Regions from separate parts of the Homo sapiens genome. Here region 1 is linked to region 2. A link is an interaction called in ENCODE POLR2A ChIA-PET data of the cell type or tissue named here. Cell type or tissue: endothelial cell of umbilical vein. All regions are shown on one strand. Links, peaks and the distances in the headings refer to the core of each region. The heading gives the core; the rest is flanking DNA.

What was found. Peaks named below come from ENCODE experiments on the same cell type or tissue, not always from the same donor. Only the 100,000 strongest peaks of a DNase experiment are listed, where the experiment ranks them.
Region 1: POLR2A ChIA-PET joins it to region 2 with 6 read pairs; 2 of 35 experiments call an interaction of 5 or more read pairs at or near these places.

Annotation. Positions count from the first base shown.
Region 1 is chr10:4,816,265-4,824,324 of GRCh38, reverse strand. No RefSeq gene overlaps it. Among named protein-coding and RNA genes, the nearest start is that of AKR1E2, 5.9 kb to the left of the region's middle. In endothelial cell of umbilical vein, for the core only: no CTCF peak of the experiment used is centred there; no DNase peak of the experiment used is centred there; H3K27me3 peaks cover 142 bases.
Region 2 is chr10:3,423,128-3,431,187 of GRCh38, reverse strand. All of the region lies in intron 1 of LOC105376360 (a long non-coding RNA gene), which reads right to left. Among named protein-coding and RNA genes, the nearest start is that of LINC02669, 76 kb to the left of the region's middle. In endothelial cell of umbilical vein, for the core only: no CTCF peak of the experiment used is centred there; DNase peaks (open chromatin) are centred at 4,827 and 6,527; H3K27ac peaks cover 2,433 bases.

The DNA.
Region 1 (8,060 bases), core at 1,071-6,070, 1.4 Mb before region 2:
GGGACTCAGGGGGAAGGCTGGGAGGGGAGTGAGAGATAAAAGACTACACATTGGGCACAATGTACACTACTCTGGTGATGGGTGCACCAGAATATCAGAAATCACCACTAAATAACTTTTCCATGCAACCAAACACTACTTGTCGCCCCAAAACAATTGAAATAAAAATTAAAATTAAAAAATCAGAGACTAGACAGAAAAAAATTAAAATAAAAATTAGTAAATTAGAATATCCTGGAACACAGTAATCAATATAAAAAATAAAAATAAAAAAAATCACTAAACCCAAGATCATCTAGATTTTCTCTTATTTTCTAGAAGTTTCATAGTGTTGTGTTTTACATTTAGGCCTTCGATCCACTTTGAGTTAATTTTAATGAAGAGTGTGAGATCTGTGTCTGGATTTATTTTTTTGCATGTGGATGTCCAACATCATTTGTTGAAAAGACTGAAAGTTCTCCAGTGTATTGCCTTTGCTCCTTTGTCAAACATCAGCTTATTATATTTGTGGTGATCTATTTCTGTGCTATTTTGTTCCATTGATCCATTTGCCTGTTTCATAAATACCACACTGTCTTGATTACTGCAGTAGATTTATTGTAAGTCTTGAGGTCAGGTAGTGTGAGTCCTCTAACTTTGTTCTTTTCCTTCAATATTGAGTTATCTATTCTGTGTCTTTTGCTTCTTCATATGAACTATGGATTCAGTTTATCCACAAAATAATTTAGTAAGATTTTGATGAGATTACACTGAATGTTTAGATCAGTTTGGGGAGAGCTGATGTCTTGACAATATTGAGTCCTTGTATTCATGAACATGGAATATCACTCGATTTATTTATTTATTTTTACATCTTTCATCAGAGTTTTGTAGTTTTCCTATATAGGACTCATATGTATTTTGTTAGATTTATACATAAGTATTTCATTTTCGGGGGTGCTAATGTAAATGGTACTGTGCTTTTAATTTCAAATACCACTTGTTGAATTCTGGTATATAGGAAAATAGTTGATTTTTGTATATTAATCTTGTCTTCTGCAACCTTGCTATAATTGCTTAGTAGTTTCAGAAGCTTTTCATCAATTCTTTGGAAATTAAATTAAGATAGCAAATAATGTCACCTGTGAACAAAGACAGTTTAATTTTTTTCTTCCCAAACTGTATATCTTTTTTTTTTTTTTTTTTTTTTTTTTTAGACAGAGTCTCACTCTGTCACCCAGGCTGGAGTGCAGTGGCGGGATCTCGGCTCACAGCAACCTCTGCCTCCTGGGTTCTAGCGATTCTCCTGCCTCAGCCTCATGAGTAGCTGGGATTACAGGCATGCATCACTATGCCTGGCTAATTTTTATGTTTTTAGTAGAGATGGGGTTTCATCTTGTTGGTCAGGGTGGTCTCAAACTCCTGACCTCATGATCCACCCTCCTTGGCCTCCCAAAGTGCTGGGATTACAGGCGTGAGCCACTGCACCCAGCCTGTATACCTTTTAGTTCCTTTTTTGTCTTATTATATTAGTTAGGATGTCCAGTACAGTGTTGAGAAGGAGTGGTGAGGGGACATTTTTTGCCTTTTCTTGGTAGAAGTGCTTTTTAACAGTACAGTTTCCCCATATGTGCCCTATTGAATCAGAAGGTTATGGTGGGTGTTTGGGACCTTTGGTCTGGAAGATTTCTAACGGCCTCATTGACAGATGCATTTGTATGTCATGGTATAACTTCACACTCAAAATACTTTTGTCTTTGTTATGGCATTCTGCTATAGCTGCTAAGATGCTGAGGCTTAAGAAATTCTTCATGAACACTTATTACCTCGCTCTCAGCTATTGTCTTTTTACCCTTGTCACTGTCTTTAGTGGATACTGGGATTTGCTGATTGTAATTGTCGTCCTGGTGATCTGCTTCCTGTGTGATATACTAGATCCATTAGTGTCTCCTGCATATCCCGTGGCTGGGGGTGTGGAGAGTAATAGATAAGATAGCCTCCCATGGAAGTAGCTAAAGGGTTTGTGTGTTTGGGAGACGAGATTAGGAAAGTTCACAAGTAATAATATAAACTAGAATAAAAAAATAGCGTGGGATAAATATAAATGATATTCAGTGGGACTCTAAAAGGAAGAAATTGTATGAAGTTGTGAGGGATAAATGATTATTGAAATCAGCCTTCAAGATAAGAAGTACTGATGAATAGAAATGGGGAGAAATAATTTTTTGGTGGTTGAGCAGTTTTATTTAAAGATTCTCAACATATAACACATTGTCAAGGGAAAAGGGAGCATGAATATGAAGTGCAGCATGAACACACTTTTTAAAAGTGCATTTTGGTAGCTCCATGGATAGCCTGTTCTTAAGGATGAGGGAAGTTAACGCTGGGAGTGAGTGAATATTTTAGGTTTAGATATAGGCATTTCTTTATCTAGTTGCTTTATTGGGTATCTTACACTGAATAATAATGTATAGGGAATAGTCTCTCTGGGGCATCTTTGCACAGTGGCTCATTCTAAATCCCCATCACTGGTGCATGCATTGAGGGAATAACACACATCTGCTACAGCCTGTGTGTATGTTTCTCAGTGTTTGACACAGCTTCACACAACCTTCATCATCACCTCAGCAAACTCAGGGCTAGACCTTTTGAGACAACAGAGCAACAAGTGTGATTTCTCTGCACACATATGATGTTGAGAGATGAGGACAGGGAGAAGTGCAGAAACAACAGCACACCTTTTGTTTTTTTTTTTTGCAGCTGGACAGATAAGCACACTCAGGGGAGAAAACGTAGGGTCCACTAGGGATGAGAGAGTAGAAACCAGCAACAGAAATGCCAGCTGCCCATGAAGAATCAAAGAAGCAGCAAACAAAAGCTAAACGCTGTCCTGCTGGTGGCAGCTCTGCTAAGCCTGTTTTGATAGACTTGAATTTTTGCACACCTCACAACAAAGCACTCAGCCTTTCAGTTCTTGCTTTGAGTCAATTGTTCTAATAACATCATTAACCCGGGGAACAGCACTAAGTGATTCTGTTTGGGTTGAAGCCAGTAAGAAGCCCAAGGACGAAATGTACCACTTCATGCCGAATCTTTACAAACACCATTCCTGGCACTAAAGGTTTACTTGACTTTTCTCCCCAGTAGCCAAGGGACCTATCTTCTGCCAAGGTTTCAATGGAGATGGCCAATCGGAGTCATCTAAGCCAAAATAAACCTCTTTTTGTCCTCCAAGAGCAGATTTGCTTGTGTGAATGATGCAGTTGTTATCTTGCCAAGTCAACAGCTTTAGAAGTGAATAGACTACTTAGAGGCCGGGGATTATACATGTACAAAAAGGGGAAAGACTCCACAAAGAGGATGTGAGATTTATGAACTTTGAGAAATAGCATTTGGCTGAGCCAGTGACGACAAGATCAAGTAGGGAAGCATGGGCCTCTGCGCCGAACCACTGTGCTAGAGCTTTGTGGACAAGAAATTCCATTTGTCTGGTTATTCACCAGGACTCCAAGTATACTGTTTTGTCTAATAAGAAGCTAAAATGGCCAAGTTCAGCTCAAAGGAAATACCACGGCCACTCAGGCAGCAATACTAGTTTACAGAATCTGGACAAAATTTAACTGCTGTAATGGAAGAGGGCTCAAGAAGGAATGCATGAAGTCTATACCTTAAGTTCTGTTTAAAGTGACACAAAAATAATAGCTTGTCATGTGAGCAACCAAAAAAAAAGCATCATGTGGCCAGATGCGTTGGCTCATGCCTGTAATCCCAGCACTTTGGAAGGCTGAGGCGGGTGGATCACAAGGTCAGGAGTTCGAGACCAGCCTAACCAACATGGTGAAACCTTGTCTCTACTAAAAATACAAAAATTAGCCAGGCGTGGTGGCGCATGCCTGTAATCTCAGCTACTCAGGAGGCTGAGGCAGGAGAATCGCTTGAACCTGGGAGGCAGAGGTTGCAGTGAGCCAAGACTGTGCCACTGCACTCTGCCCTGGGTGACAGAGCGAGACTCTATCTCAAAAACAAAAAGCATCATGTTTTTTAGTCATAAATGGATTACGACAGAAAAAAAAATCACTGTGGTGTACTGTCAGAAGGCCCTCAAAACACTTTCCAGTATTCAGAGTGCAGAGGAAAAAAATCGGGAGGAAATTCTGCTTGTAAGTGCTCATTAGACATTCCCAATAAAGGAAAATCCCTTCTTCAAATCTCACATAAACTGGCCCCACATACACAGAAAGCAACCGGTAAGTTGCTAAAGTAAAGGATGAAAAGGCAGCCACAAATAATAGTCCACGAGTTTCTGAGGACAAGATTATGATATTATAAGGAGCTCTTTTTCACTGAAGTTGCCCAACGCCAACTATCCTATCTTTTACCACAACTTAACTGTTAGACTTTCACCAGAAATGTCTGCCTTATCTTTGTCTCATGATGAAAATAAAGACTGTCCAAGCAACCACAAGAACCATAAATGTGGTTCTCATCGATGGGGACACACGGGGGACAGCGACTTGTCAATCTCAGACTGTGCAGGCATATACCCTTCAAAGCAGTGGTTCCTCTGCATTATAGCACTGTGTGACACAGAGAAAAAAAATAGAAACAGACGATGGTCTGTAGCAAGGTTGCTTCTGGAGGTATTAAATTATGCATCTCTCCTCTCTCTGCTTCTCCTTCTTCCCTCTTTCTTCATTTCCTGCTGTACCCTCTCCATGTGGCTTTAATAACTGCGAGCTTCTGCCTGTATCTGAAATGGCTACAGGTGTTGCCATCACATTACCAATGTGTTGATTTAATAGAGTATTATTGTGGCATTTCACTCCACTGCCTGAACTTTGTGGAAAATGGCAACCTTGAATGGGGTGGAAGACACTCATCTCCCCCTCAAGTGAATTCTTTGCAGATTTATGTCTATCAGTGATTGATTATGACCGACCTCCACATGTTATCCAGTTCCAATAAAATTTTAGTTAAATAGAAGCCTTAAGGAGAGTAATCCCTGCTCTCTCAAACATCACTACAAGGGGATCCCATTTCTAGTTCAAATTCAATCTTGAAGTAGTTTCCTTTTAAGCTGAGTCAGTTAGAATTAACATGGATTGAAAGAAAAAAAGATTAAACAACTTTTGAAAATAATTGTAACTACTGAAATGACAATAACTGAAATTTATTGAGAATACCGTACTTCAGGTATTGTGCTAGGACATTTACCTGGCTTATCTCATTTAACAATTATTTGGTGGAATCTAACAATTTTAAATTGCTCACAGTATTGGTAAGTTAAACTAGCAATTTGTTTTTATTTTCCCACACTGAATTATATATTAGATGCCTTTATTTTTTTAGTTTTGTAATTTAAAAAAATGTACCCAGGTCTTCATTGCAGATATTCTTCAGTATGGAAAACTCCCCATTTCCTCTCTACTTCTCTTTACTACCACTGTGCTTTTTTTTTTTAAGTTGGAAAGGTAGCCCATATTTTAGAACTATAAGATAATTTCCTGTAGGTTTTTATTCTAAATTTTTTGTTTAGAATAATATGAAAGCATTCATTTATGGGATGATATCTAATATTAGATAATATTAGATAATAATATTGTTGATATTATATGTCAGCTTTTATAGCTCATAGTCAAATTTACAACAATTCAATCTCAGATGTCTAGAATATATTTGTCCTTTCTGTAAATGATTTGCATCTTTTCATAAAATCTTAGTTTGAACTACCCAGATATGCCTTCTTGTTTTAGGGTGCTTCAAATGTCTTGGGCAAGAATTTAGGAGAATAATATAAATGATAAAGATGTAAACAAATGAACAATTACCACATTCTTTATAATGAAAGAATTGAAACTCTAGATGACAAGAAGATGGTATATATATGAGTAAATGTTAAAGCCCCGTCGTGTACACATGAGAATGTGGAAGGAAAGGGTCTTGTCCCCCTCGATGGGGACACACAGGGGATAGCAACTTGCCAATCTCAGACTGTGCAGGCACGTACCCTTCGAAGCAGCAGTTCCTCTGCATTATAGCACTGTGTGACACAGAGAAAAAAATAGGAACAAATGATGTGTCTGTAGCAAGGCTGCTTCTGGAGGTATTAATTTATGCATCTCTCCTCTCTCTGCTTCTCCTTCTTCCCTCTTCCTTTATTTCCTCCTGGAGTTGGGCCTTACAGCTCCTTGTCTGAGGGATCTGGGCAGGGAAGGCAGCAGAAGCTTCCAGAAGACAAAGGCTCTTCAGGCCAAGTGCCCTGGATACAGGGTGAAGAGAAGGAGCTTTGGAAAGAAAGATCTGAGGGTAAAGCCTGCAATGCCTCTCCTGGACCCAAGGATGGGTGAGTGACTGCTCTCTGGCCAAATGGCTGCTGCTTCATCCCTTGGTGAGAGGCACTCAGAGGGACGACTCGCAGCCTCAAGGAGGACGCCCTGTTCCTCTGGCCCAAAAGCAGCGAGAGCCTGATAACCGGGAGACAAGAGCAGGGGCCATCCACCTTCAGCAGGGACTGGCTATCCAACTGGCTTCTTCACCAGCCTGGTTGGAATTAAGTCCACTGGAAGGAAACAACAACTATTTTTAATATTAATTTAAGTTGTTTTTTTGTTTTGTTTTGTTTTGTTTGAGACGGACTCTTGCTCTGTCGCCCAGGCTGGAGTGCAGTGGCACAATCTTGGCTCACTGCAAGCTCTGCTTGCCGGGTTCACGCCTTTCTCCTGCCTCAGCCTCCCCAGTAGCCGGGACTACAGGCGCCTGCCACCACGCCCAGCTAATTTTTTGTATTTTTAGTAGAGATGGAGTTTCACCATGTTAGCCAGGATGGTCTCGATCTCCTGACCTCGTGATCCGCCCACCTTGGCCTCCCGAAGTGTTGGGATTACAGGTGTAAGCCACTGCGCCTGGCCTTAAGCTTTTACATTGGAATTTGTTTTGCCTTAAATTGGAAGAATAAAGACTGATTGGATGAATTGTGGAATCTATAGAAGGGAATATTCTGCCACTACTGAAATCCATGTGGTGCAGCCACACATGCTGATAGGGAAAGTGTCCAAGGTCCCACATTCAGTGAAAAAGCAAGACGTGTGATATGGTTTGGCTTTATGTCCCCACCCAAATCTCATGTTGACTTGTAATTCCCAGTGTTGGGGGAGGGACCAGGTGGAAGGTGATTGCATCATGGGGGCAGATTCCCCCTTGCTGTTCTCGTGATAGTGAGTTCTCATGAGATCTGATGGTTTAAAAGTGTGTGACAGTACCCGCTTCCCTCTCTCTCTCTCCTGATCGGCCATGTTAAGATGTGCTGGCTTCCCCTTTGCCTTCTGCCAAGGTTGTAAGTTTCCTGAGGCCTCCCCACCCATGCAGAACTGTGAGTCAATTAAACCTCTTTTCTTCATAAATGACCCAGTGTCAGGTAGTCATTTATAGCAGTGTGAGAACAATTAATACAACGTGGAATTTGATAAATATGATACATACATTCAAACACTTAATATACTGTATATACATACACACACATATACACATATGCATACATATACAAACATACACATATGTAAATACACACATACATACATACAAATACACAGACATGGGCACATAGACATACACACAAAGATGTACTCACAGACACACAAATACACAGACACAAGTACACAGACACACACACATATACTGTATACACACACGTGCATACACATATGTAATATGCATACACATACACAGAGACACAAATAAACACAAATAGACACACATACATACACCCACATAGACACACTCACCCCAAAGACACATACACATTCATATACACACACACACCCCATCTATCTATCCATCTATGTGCTCCATATGCACAGAGAATTTTGCAGTAAATGAGAAATGTAACAGTGATTACCTACGGGAGGGAGCAGTAAAGCATAAGACAATTTTTAAAATGCTGCATGTTGTGAGACTTTTAAAACACACATGTCTTAATTTATGATTTTTAAAAACGGTTTATAAATGGAAGAAATGTGAGAAAAGACATTTTTATATTTACTTGCACAGGCAAAAAATGTAAAGCCAACATATTTTTCGGAGCC
Region 2 (8,060 bases), core at 1,836-6,835:
CACCCGCACGAGATCCACCTCCCCTAGATCCACCTCCACTAGATCCACCTCTACTAGATCCACATCTACTTGATCCACCTCTACTAGTCCTATCTCCACCAGATCTAACTCTACTAGACCTACCTCTACCAGGCCTATCTTTACCAGACCTACCTCTACCAGGACTACCTCTACTAGACCTACTTCCACCAGGTCTACCTCTATTAAACCTCCCTTTACTCGGCCTACTTACAAGTAATGGTGGGATGTTCATGGGTGCGGAGTGGGAACAGGAAAAGGCACATCTGCTCTTAGTCAGGCATTTTGCAGGTGGACTACATATTTTTGCTTTTACTTCCTCTCCCATCAATCTTATTAGACAGTATGGTTATCTGCATCTTGTACAAAGAAGACTAAGTAGAGAGAAGTTAACTTGACCCAATTTGCACAGCTGGGAGGCACAGGAAGGATGAGAAAGCCAGGTTCACTGGTTTCCACATCCTGTGCATTGGGCAGGCTGATGGCATGTGCAGAAGGGAGCTCAAGACAGATGGGTGAAGGCAGGAGGACTTTGGGTGTCGAGAGCTAGTGGGAGGCTGGGTCACATTAAGTGATATCCAGAAGCAGATATGTGATTGAGAAAAGCCACTTTGATTGGAATATGGCTGCTAGATTATTTGATGCCAAGGCTAGAGACAAGAAGACCATGAATATCTTCAAGCTCTAATTACTAGACTTTGCACAACTCATTTAAGACACAAAACCTTAAAATAATCTTTTAAAATACAAATACCAACCTATACACTCTGTGGAACCTTTTTTCCATATCTCAACGTTAAAAAAAATCTTGATTTTCCTGAAATGTTTAGGTAGACAATTTTATACCCTTCTTATGATGGAAGCTTCCAGCTTTGAGCTTCATTTCAGATTTAGCATTTCAGAGCTAAATGACTGTATTTTGAAACTGCGGAACATACTGGTTTATTCCTTCTTCCTTTTCCTGTAAATTAAGGAGGAAACAGGAAAACACCATCACCTCCTCACTCCCTCCTATTTTACCATTTAGGGTTTTGTCTAATCCTAGAGACCTCACTCAGCTCAATGCCTTCTTTAATACTTGGTTTTCCGTTCCAGGCAACTGAGCCTTAAAAATTATTTCTGTCAGCTGTTTAGACTTCACTGTCTTCCTCCTAACAAATCCCAGATAAAAACAGAACAAAAAAGTAAGAACCAGAAGAGACGTTGAAATCCAAGTCAAGTCCTGTGAATACCTGCCAAGCAGAAGAAAAATGATGGCAGCTCATCTGCCCGCCCCCTCCCTTCAGCATCAGGGTGAAACTCACAGCGGCTGGTGTCCACTGCACAGCACAGCACTGCATCTCACTATTCTCCCGTATCTTATCGTAACAGTAATAGGCTCATTGCAAGCCCAACACGTACTGCACAGCAAGTCCATATGCCAAGACACCAACTTGCAGCAAAGAAAGAGGTTTTGTCTCAGGGACGCAGACAAGGAGACAGGAGGAACCTAAAATCTGTCTCCCAGAGGGGTTTGGAGTTAGGTTTTCCTGTTTCTTTGTTTGTTTGTTTGTTTAAGACAGAGTCTCTATCGTCCAGGCTGGAGTGCAGTGACACGATCTCGGCTCAATGCAACCTCTGCCTCCCTGGCTCAAGGGATTCTCATGCCTCAACTTACCAAATAGCTGGGATTACAGATGCCCGCCACCATGTCTTGCTAATTTTTATATTTTCAGTAGAGACAGGGTTTCACCATGTTGGCCAAGCTGCTCTCGAACTCCTGACCTCAGGTGATCCACCCGCCTCAGCCTCCCAAAGTGCTGGGATTACAGGTGTGAGCCACTGAGCCCAGCTGAGGTTAGGGTTTTTAACGGTTTTGGAGTGGGCTGAGGTGTGGAGACCATTGGTTGAAGAGTGCAGGGTGACATTATGAGACAGGGAGAGGAAGAAGCTGTATTCTCAGACTGATTCCATTACTCTTTGGGGTCTTCAAATTGGTGGACTCAGCTATTTTTCTGGAATTTGAGATCTGAAAAACATCTGAAGCAATTCTTAAACAAAAGCCTTACAGAAATCCTATTTAAAGGACTCCTATCTATAAGAATGTGAATGGTCAGTATCTAGTGCTCAGTGACTTCTGTTTATAAGAAATTGGGCCACAGTGCAGCGTGATTAATGCTTAACTATAACTACATTTCTGTCCAGAATTCTTGTTAACTCTGTGAGGACGGCTTCAATATGAAGAACTTCCTGGCGACTGAAATTTATTTTTTATGGTTCTTTGTTGTTCCTTCAATTTAGGTACCTAAGCCTAAGAAAATTCTTAGAATCATCTCAAATTTCCAGAGCCTCCTGGCTACAACAAATCTTGGTACCAATTTCTGTATCAGTCAAGATTGTCAGTTGCAACCCACAGTAACTTTGAATGATCTAAGAAGAAAATATATCTGTGAAGAGCCATTGCTTGGCTTAGAAAATGGGTAAAGTCAGGCCAGGCACGGTGGCTCACACCTGTAATCCCAGCACTTTGGGAGGCCGAGGTGGGCAGATCACCTGAGGTCAGGAGTTCGAGAGCAACCTGGCCAACATGGTGAAACGGCCCCTCTACTAAAAATATAAAAATTAGCCAGACATGGTAGCGCATGCCTGTAATCCCAACTGCTTGGGAGGCTGAGGCAGGAGAATCACTTGAACTTGGGAGACGGAGGTTGCAGTGAGCTGAGATCATGCCACTGCACTCTAGCCTGGGCAACAGAGTGACACTTCATCTCAAAAATAAAAAAAAAAAATAAAATGGGTAAAGACAAACAGAGATGAATCTGGAGGCACAGCCAACCTCATCCCACAGGCAGGTCTACAGAGACTCTGCTGACGCCATAGCTGCCCCGAGTCCAAATCCTGTGTGTCCAACACCAGAGGCAGGTCACACCCAGCTGCTGGGGTGAGGGACCCTGGCACTGACCGTCCCCACCTCCGCCTCTGCAGCTGCTGAAAGGCATTATCCACCGGCTGGCAGCTTTGTGCCACTAGTTGTGAGTTGGCTCAGGCTTCTAGAACAAAGTACCACAGACTGGGAGGCTTAAGCAGCAGCAATTTATTTTCTCAAAACTCTGGAGCCTGGAAGGCAGAGACCAAGGTGCTGGCAGAGTCGGCTCCTTCCCAGCTGTGAGGAGGAATCTGTTCCAGGCCTCTCCTGTGGCTTGTAGATGGCTGTCTTCTCCCTGTGTCTTTTCACATCGTTTTCCCTCTGTAGATGTCTCTGTGCCCAAACTTTTTCTTTTTATAAGGACACCAGCCATAGGGAGTTACGACCCACGTTAATGACCGCATTTTAAATGGATTACCTCCATAATGACCCTATCTCAAATAAGGTCACATTCAGGGACTGGAGACTAGGATGTCAACACATGAATTTTAGTGGAGAGCCAATTTTACCCATAACATTAGTGGTCAAAATTGTCCATACGTGTTTGTGTGTGTGTCAGTGTATGTAGTGTGTGCATTAGTGCATACATTACAGAAGCCAGCCTAGCATTTAAATCCATTGTCATGTAAAAGAAGATTGCTTCAAGGTAAAAGTCTTGGTCATGAGTACACTAGCTGGTAAAATCTGTGTGTTTCACAGGAATAAGATTTATGAAGCCATGGAGCGTACAGCTGTTAAAATAGATGGAATAAAGCAAAGTCATCTAATAAAAATGTGTGCTTGGCTGTGAAGTGTGAGCCAACTGTAGGGATGCTTCACAGATGTCCTGTGATTTTTTTGTGACTGCTGTAGGTGGCCAAAATGATCCTAATATCTTTAAACAAAGGCATATTGAGGCCCTATTTATGTCTCTCATATTACTTCCAATCTCAGCATCAGCTGTGCAGTCTAAAGGGAGAACCTAGATTCCTAACGTTTTCAACTTTTTAACATACTTTAAAAAAGATAACGTTATTATTCCAGTGAAAGCATTATTCCACCAAAAGATAATGCGCACATAATCGCTATAGGAAGTGTTGATTTTGTGCGCATCTCTGAAATGCTTGACCTGGGTTACAAAGGGAGGCTTTTATTAGAAAGCAGGAACTTAACGCTAAGTCCATGCTTGCAATCAATTCTTTTGTCAAAAAAATGTACATGAAGCAGGCCTGAATTAAGTACAAGATAACATGGCACAGAAAGTCAGGCACATGCTGAGGTCAGGATAAATATCAGAATAACCAAAAAGTTTTGAGCTGGATATAACAGAAAAAAATGGCGGTCACTAATTAAAAGAAAATTGAGGTTGAGGATTGGGAGAGGCACCTTAGTTGGGATAATTCCATCTGGGACCATTCTAAATCCCATCTGCCAATGTCCTGAAAAGATACCTTCTCTCCCTGAAATAATTTAAACAAAATCCCCAAATACTTCATAATATTTGTGCATTTCATTGTCTAGTCATTGCCCAGACAAATATTGACAAGCAGTGGCAAACATGTAAGCATTACTTCTCCACAGGACTTTGCAAAGTCCCTGTTCTAGCCCATTGCCTCCCAGAAATGCCTTCTTCATGGCCCCTGGGGACTGAAGTGCAGGCCACCTTTCCTTCTCTGCCTCCCAAAACGTTACAGGAACTGCCTGGGGGGCAGCTGAACCAATTTTGCAAAACCTAATGTGGGTCAGGGATCAGCTATTTGAGGCTGAAGTTCAAACCTTTCGGTAAACATCAACCCTCCCAACCCTAAAAAGGATATATAGATACATATCCAGAGAAATATGTAAACATGTTTTTCCCTAAGATTGCTGTACTTCCTGTATCCAGTCAACCCAGAAATACCACAAGTTCAACCTTTCTCACAGTATTTTTCCACTTCTCTGGGACTCAGCCAGAATCTCAAAGTGCAGAGATGAGCAATAATCATAAAATCTGGGCCCCTTCCAGGAAACGTGTCAAATGAATTCAAATTATTCTCATTAGCATCACTAGCAGGAATGGTAATAATGGCTTTCATTGCCAGTGTCCTATGAACCAGGATGGCTGGGAAAAGCGATTGCAAAAAAAAAAAAAAAAAGTAACTCTTCTACTTGCTCCAGAAAACTGCACGCCTGGCATCCAGGGGTTTGAGGGTGGCGGAGTCTACATCACTCATTCTGAGAAAACAGAGGCCCAGAGATATTGTCTCAAGATGGTAGCCAGGCCAGGGAAGAGGTCAGAGCTCCTGGCTCAGAGTCCAGGCCATTTTCCACGACTGTACTTAGTGCCCAGCTCAGACCCTGCCAGGAGCCCAGGAGTGAGGACAAGACGCAGCTGCACTCCACCTGCTTTTGCCCCTCTGCAGGCCCCTCCCCTTTACCCGGTGTCATAGAAATTCAGCATTCAGGGGCAGCAACATGTTTCCCTGCGAGCACCCCACTGCTCCATCATGATGAGATGACTGTGAACTGGGACACCTCGCCTTGATTTTCTTATCTGTAGGATGGTGAAAATAATGGGCCCTACTTCACACAGGCTGCATGTCCTACCACGGTGCCTGGTCTCTCCACCATCATTATTTTTCCACGCAAAGCATTTCCTGACAAATTGTGAGGAATACATTGAGAACGCAAGTTCAGTGTGCATCGTCACTAACTGTGCAGGAAGAGCCCCTGGTCTTGGACTCAGAGGCGTTGGTAGGTGGACTCCATTGTGAATATATATATAATATATATTCACCTCCATCACATATAGGTGATTCACATTGCTTCCTCACCAACGACTCAGCTTTGGACATTTCTGGAGAGTTTTGGATTACTGTAGTCCATAAAGAACTTCAACAGCTCTCTCTTCTTAGGTAGATACTTCTGGATTTCTGGCATTTAAAAGAGAATCATCCTAAAAATGGGCTGCATATGAGCTCGTCTTTTCAACACCTTTCAGTGCTCAAGGAAAAAATAACACTCACTTCTTACAGTCTTAACAGCAGAAAGGTAGATCTTTTCAAACGCAAACAAAATAAAATAAGAAACTGTGAAATTTACTGAGTGTATTTGAGGGAACCCTATTACTGCCTAGATTTCAAAATACCAGCTTTGAGCAGAAGAAAAGCCACCTGCCTATGAAGTTCATCTATATGCACTATGCTGAAACAGTCACATATTCTTTCTCCCATAAAAACCTAAAACAGATGATTAATATAGCCAAAGACTGAGTTAGATTAATTAATTTAGCTAATTTGAAATAATCTGGCATGTTGACAGCATCATTTAGTCTCAGCCCAGTGATGAAAAAACGGACTTCAAGAGATTCTTCCCCAGGTGTTTCAGCCTTGGAATCATTTTAATTTCATGTTGATCTAATTAGTAATTCCAATCACAGGGGAAAGGAGGAAAAAAAATACCTTTCCTCAGTTCATGGTCAATAACTTTGTACCCATGTGGACATTAGTGCTCTCCTGCTTCTCACTAGGGGCTGGAAGCCTTCCATCTGATAATGGACGGTAATGGATGGATGGCGGATTTGCACGGCGTGTGGTCCCCAGGGGAGACAGCGGGGCGGGTGACTCAGAGGATGGGAGCCTCGCCCGCCCGGCAGCACAGCCCTCCCCAGCTCCAGGAGCATTTCCTCCTGAAAACAGGAAGCGACCTCGGTTTATAAATGCCCCGAAGGGAACATTTCAGCTGTCTCCTCCGTGATTGTACAAAGAACCAGGCAGAGATCCTGGAAGGTCATGAGGATGGGAAGTGAGTCCGCGGGGGTCGTGTCTCCCCCCGGGGTGCGTGGGGCTCAGCAACACGTGTGGGGCCCTTCTCCCCAAGGCTCACTCTAGGACTCCCGGGAAAGACAGCTTGGGTGAACCTGGGTGTGGCAGGTATTACAGGAAGGAAAATGGGCTGTATGGGTGATAGATAGGAGTGTAGGGGGAAGGGATAGCAGGCGGAGCGGGGAAGGGATGGCGCAGGTGGAGCACGGGCCCCTGCAGAACCATGAGGCCACTAGGTTTCAGAGCCCTCAGGGTCCTACTGTCCCAGAAAGCCTGCGGGTCCAGCACCGGGCTTCTGTGTCTTAGGGCAGCTTTTGGAGGTGCTTCCTTTGTCTGCTAACTTACCTTTACCTTCCTACATTTTGTTTGAAGTCAGAGAAAATTGCCCATTTGGGGGCAACAATGAAGCATTCATCACTCTCCGGAGCTAAGCCATCTCGAGTAGCCCTCAATCAAACTCTGCTATTTTTACCTCAGAGCACAGAGGCCACAGCGGATAAAGGACCCTTAAGGTAGCTCATCTAATTTGTGATGGGGCCCAGGGTTGTAATACATCGTCTTCACGGCCGTCTTCAGGGCCATGAGCCCTGAGCAGGGCTGGTTTCCCATGCGTGTCTGCTTGGGATGGGGAGTTTCATCAGGAAAACCAAGCACATATTAGAACAGGAACAGCAGCTTGGCAGTCAGGGCCCGGACCAAGAATGCAAAGGGGCTGGAGGATCCAGGCTCAATAGTAGCTCAAAAAGGAAGATACACACAAAGCTGACACACAGAGTGAGCCACCGCCGGCACTGAGGTCACGGTACACAGTGAGCCACGCCTGGCCAGGACACGGACACATGGGACACTACCCTCCCTTCGCCCCGCATGCACCACCTGGTCCCGTGCTTCCCCTGGAGCCGCCTCCTTTCCCATCCTCTGCACTCCCTGGTCCACTCAAGTCTCTGCTCTCTCACACTTCCTCCTGAAGCCAGGCTTTCTCAGAATCGCTGGGATCCGCCTCCCCTCTGCAGCTCTGCAGCTCTGCAGAGCTGAGGGCTTTGCTGCCCCTAAAGCGCTAACTACTCACAGAACGATGTCAAGGGCATCTCTCATCGTCCACATCCATCTTTTTTGTCTCCCGCGGAGGGGCTGAGTCCACGCTTTGTGTGGCTTCAGTATTCAGCCCCTGGCTTCCTCACCCGGCCACTGTGAGCTTTCCTTACACAAAACTGGACTGAACTGCTGGGTCAATTCTCAAACCATGCAGAAAAGCAGGGAGGTGCCGGCATTGGCCTGAATTTATCATACTCTTCATTTCCCCGAAGTATGAATTAACATTAGGCCCTGAGATCCACAGCGTATAATCACTCTAA